2 separate regions of the Mus musculus genome follow, and region 1 is linked to region 2. Evidence: chromatin loops called from intact Hi-C (ENCODE). Cell type or tissue: left cerebral cortex. All regions are shown on one strand.

Region 1 (2,500 bases), 1.0 Mb after region 2:
ACCAGTAACCAGGATATACTTCATTGGCGGGCGAATAGGTGACTGCCAATACCCAGATGCAATCTGAGAAACAACCAAATTAAGAATTAGAGTTGACTGTCATCGCTGTAGGATAAGTGCTATGCCATCTTCCATGGTTATGAATATTTATTAAGGTTGGAATAACATTTCATTGATTGTTTAGATCACAGCTCAGTTCCTATAGCAAATGAACTGTAAAACTATCTGCAGACCATGCAAGAGACACAATAAAACTTGAAGTGAAAAAAAAAAAAGAATTAGAGTTGAAAAAATTGGGTAAGATAGCCAATGCCTATAATCCTGAGGCAGGAAGACAGTTCTGAGTTCAAACCCAGCCCAGGCTACATAATTAGATCCAAGCCAGACTGGACTACAGAGTAAGAAGCTCAAAAAAAAAAAACAATATAAAGTTAGCTAGTATGAGTCCCAGTACTCAAGAGACAAAGACAGGTAGGTCTCTCTAAGTTAAAGGGCTGCCTGGTCTACACAACAAGTTCCAGGCAAGTTGTGGCTACACAGTGAGACCCTGCCTCAAACAAGAAAGAAGAAACAAACAGAGAGAGACAGAGACAGAGAGACAGAGAGAGAGACAGAGACAGAGAATGGATGCAACAATTGTGAGCTATATGTTACAGCTTTGTACTAAGCTTGGAGTGGGGGGTTTCAAATTAAAACACATCTCTGTTCCAACTTGCCACACATGCATTTCCACTCCACTGTGCAGGCCTACACCAAGAGACACCTTTCTAACGATGCTCATTTTAAAAGTAATATAAATCGAACACAAAGAAGTACTTACAGGATAAGCCCGATTTATGTCCGATTTATGACGTGATGAGCAAAACTAAGCCAAGACAGTGATCATCAAAACAGTGCAAGGGGGCGGAGTAGGGAAATGAACTGTCTAGAAGAAAAAGAGCACCAAGGACCTCTGTAGGTTGGTGAAAACGGTCTAAATCTAGTCAAACCCCACAGACCTGATGTGAAATGGCACATTTCAAGAGCATAAAGTACACATCAATTGTTTTGAAGACGTCATCCGCCTCCCCCAGGTGGTAGAGTTTAGCATGCCAGCTAGAAGGGTTGTTGTTTAACCTGTACGCTGGTGCAGAAAGCCTACTCAAAACCGTCCCCGCGGAGCTCGCCCCACTGTCTCGTGGTTTCACTTCCGCCAACGCCATCTCGGGGCTCCACAAAGCAGAGAAAAATAGGGCTTGGGGTGTGAAATCCAGCGCGGAGAGGCACACCCCAGGGACGCGCCGATTTGGAGCCCGGGTCACTAGCTACCTCCAGGAGACAGGCTCTGACTGAGCACCCGGCACTAGTGGGTGTTGTCCTTACCCCACCCCCACCCTGTCCCCAAGGCCCATTGGATCGCCTAGGTTTTCGAACACTATGTGGGAGATGCGAATGGCTGTGGGCTGGGCGTGGGCACCAGCTATAAGGGGACAAAACTGCCCAGGCCCCAAATGTGCTGCGGGCAAGGCCGAAATGGTCCCGGGGGACAAATGGTGTTCTAGGCACCGAGGCCGGAGGGGAAGAGGCCCAGGAGGGGTGTTACCTGTGCAGTGGCGAGGGCGCCCTGGAGGGTGGCTCACGCGGCTCCACCCAGCGGCCAGCCTGGCCTGGCGCTCACCTGTCCTACGGGTGCAGGGACCGCATCTAGGGCTCTCTGGTCACCACTCGATCCTGCCTGCCCCCAGGGACTGAGGAGCCCTCCTCACCCACCTTCCCCTCGCAGTCCGGCAGCCGGCCCAGCTGACTCACGCTGGTTGTGAAATTGCGAGTGCTGCAGCGTTGGGTTCCAGGGACAGTACAAAACAAGCGCCTAAAAAGTGTTTCCTATAGCACAGGCAGCTCCCATCACCCTCTGCTCTAGACGTCCTTGGCCCCAGGCCACAGTATGGGCCGGCCCCTCCCTCCCCCCTTTCCCCCTCCCTACCCCCTTCCTCCTCCCCTCCCTCCTGTGGTTAGCTAGCTTCAGGCCAGCCCCTGAAGGCTCCAGGACTGCTCTGAACCCCCACCCCCACCCCACGACTAGCCTAGCCCCTTGCTTGGATTCTCCCGCCAACTTCACTCACCATAAATGTTTGACCATCTGCTACAGTGCAGCCCAGCGGTCCACCACCGCAAAAGGTGGGAAAGGAGGAAAACAAAGCAGAATTCTTGCCTAGGAGCTCACTGCCCATCTACATGTTCATTGGTAAATGAACTTCATTAGCCCAAAGTTAGGAAGAGAGGAGGAGCAGAGCTAAGTAGGAGAGAAGGCTTCCAAAGCGACTTTGGGGGAGTGTTTAAAAGATAAGTGTGGCAAAGGACACCCAAGGCTGTTTCAGGTGTAGGAAAGGAGGAAAAACAACTGAAAAATAAAAGATCTAACTGGACACAGGTTTGAAGGGAGCAGACGTTTTAGAAAAGCCGCGAATTTATTTTATTTTATTTTATTTTATTTTATTTTATTTGGTTTTTAAGACAGGCT
Region 2 (2,500 bases):
ATGGCACATGGCAACACCACCCAAGTCCTCAGATTGTCAACGATATTACCCAAATCATTCTATTGCAGAGATTATGAATAGTAATTGTAATAGCCGGTGCTTCCTCTCACGAGGGAAAACATGCATGGCAAATGCTCAGGGAACAAGGGCGGCATAACAAACACGCTAAGAGGAACAGTTCAAGTGCTAGCGCAGAATTTCTTAGACGCTCAGTAGAAAGTCTCTGGCTTAAAAGGTCTTCCAGTCGGAACAGGGAAAGCACATCACCTGATAATAACAAAGTACACAGTTAAGTGGCTAGCAGATGAGGTTTTCAGGGTGATATGGATAAAGAAAAGCATTATACATTTTGTCTTCTGAATACAAAACATCTCAATAAAGCTTTTTTCCTTTTTGTTAAGTCCAAATTAGGTTTGAAAAAAATCTTTGATCTAATTATCAGATCAGGTTGGAGTTCTTTTTGAAATTCTGAAAAAGGTAGGGAGATGGACAGATGGACAGGGATGGGCTGCGTGGCAGCTGTCTGTGCACCCCAACCTGCTCTTTCCTTGGAATGGCCCATTCATGGGCTTGTTCTCTTGCTAGAATTTTCCTCCTCCACACGGGGGACTCCTTTCACTATCTAGAATAAGCTTAAACTTCTCACACCTTTTATAAACCCTGTCCAGGAATCCAGAATTCATGTCTATGGGTAGTTACAACCTCTTCTGGCCTTGGCAAAGCTCTCCTATATACTCTCTATACATGCTATTTTGATTTCTCCACCTCTCCACCTTTGCCTCATTATATCAAAAGTTCTGTCTCTACTCCACTGAAAATGTTCTGGCAACAGTCAATGCATGAAACGCTCACCGTAAGACTCCAAGAGCTCTCAGTCTTAGTGACCTTCATGTAAACCTGGCATTAGTGTTCTTACTCTCAAGTCGCTCTGCCTCCATGACTTTACTGACCTGACACACTCGGCTGCTTCTTTATCCCTTCCACCTGCTGATTATCTGCTATGCTATGTCTAACTTCCACCCTCAAGTTCCATGTCTATTCCCACCCCATCCCATCAGAGAACAAGGGAACAATAAAAGGCCACATGGTGACTCCACTTCCTTTCCTAGGTAACAGGTCTCTCAGAGGTCTTTCTGGCCTCTCAGCTCAGGAACCAATCATCATGCAGTCCCCTACTGATCCTGCAGGTGCCAGTCTCAGCCCACTCCTCAGCCATTGTTTTACTGCACTCTTTGCAGAAAATGCAAATCTGATCTCTATGTCTTTCCACACCTATTTAAAACTATTGCCTCCACATTTAAGACTTAGATTGTAGCCCAAAGCCCATCACTAGTATATGACCTTGGGCCAAGTCACCACTCACAAATTCTCATCTTTTATAAATTGAAATTTGAACAATAAACTGTTTTTTCAAATCCAGTACCTGTCTCTTGTGCAGAGAGCAGAGACCAACTGAGCCAGAGTACAAGGTTCCTTTTTCTGATTCCACAAAAGCAATTCTATTTCTATTTGCTTTATTCAAGATTCTAACCCTGGGCAAAAAGATTGTAAGTGTGTTCTTAAGGATTCTTCCAGTTCTCAAATGCTATGTATGATCTTTCTCAACAAATACTAAACCAAACATTGGATACAAAAATCACCCAAGCTGATGAAATTTACTATGAAAGAAGAAGTCTAATGGTCTCAATGTCCTATTAATCTCTGTTTTCCCCTGCCACCTCTTCCATAAAACACACCCATATTTGAAATATAGTGATAGAAAATTACACTTCTCTCCACCATCACTGAATTGCATACTGTTCTCTGAGTACTCCCCATACAAGACCATGTTTTATATGAAGAAATGCTTTTATGTTGAATTCAGTAAATTATTCAAAGGGGACCAGAAATGGGGAAGAAATAAGGAAATGTTCCCTCAAAAAAATCCTATAAAAGAAGAAATTATATTTCTTTTAAACTGCTTAGAAAACTTTTGGTTACCAACAAAATAAAGATATGTAGCATTAAAGAAAAAACTGTGTAAAAAAGCTATTTTTTTACAAGTTATTTTGAAACATCACTTTAAAAAAAATCTATCCTTGGTAAAATTATCATATCTAAACATAACTCCTTCACAGCAAAAAGTCTATTTTAAATTAATAAATGCTACTAGGAAAGACATTCTATATATACACAAAGTATTTAAACATCTGTATACTGAGATGGTCTATGTGTCCAGGATCTTTATGAATAAGATTAATTCTAAAAGTCAGAAAAGAAATACCAAATATCAGTAATTATTTTATAGATTTGTTATAACAAGGAATTATTACACTGTTATCTATGCATGCAAGAATTTAGCGAAGTACTTAAAAATTTAAAATACCCTATTTACCCCAGTAATGAATTTACTAAATTTTTCTAAAATGGTGATTAAGCAGGAATAATTGTCTGTCTTTTTTATATAATTAATTTAAAAATGATTCCCTGCTGCTATTGCTTCAGCCTAAGGCAAGCAATC

What was found. Hi-C counts contacts between places; a loop is a spot of excess contacts. Peaks named below come from ENCODE experiments on the same cell type or tissue, not always from the same donor. Only the 100,000 strongest peaks of a DNase experiment are listed, where the experiment ranks them.
Region 1: a loop joins it to region 2, with 6 times the contacts of the local background. A loop is called at or near these places in 2 of 42 quality-filtered maps.

The regions. Positions count from the first base shown.
Region 1 is chrX:162,900,997-162,903,496 of GRCm38, reverse strand. It overlaps Ctps2 (cytidine 5'-triphosphate synthase 2), which reads right to left and starts at 1,937. Exons shown (of 19, transcript NM_001168568.1): 1 at 1,750-1,937; 2 at 1-63. The coding sequence starts at 24. In left cerebral cortex, a CTCF peak has its summit at 1,088 (motif pointing left); DNase peaks (open chromatin) are centred at 1,162, 1,771 and 2,159; H3K4me3 peaks cover 1,685 bases; H3K27ac peaks cover 1,168 bases.
Region 2 is chrX:163,911,674-163,914,173 of GRCm38, reverse strand. The region is part of intron 2 of Ap1s2 (adaptor-related protein complex 1, sigma 2 subunit); the gene reads right to left. Among named protein-coding and RNA genes, the nearest start is that of Gm52456, 3.4 kb to the right of the region's middle. In left cerebral cortex, a CTCF peak has its summit at 1,191; a DNase peak (open chromatin) is centred at 1,188.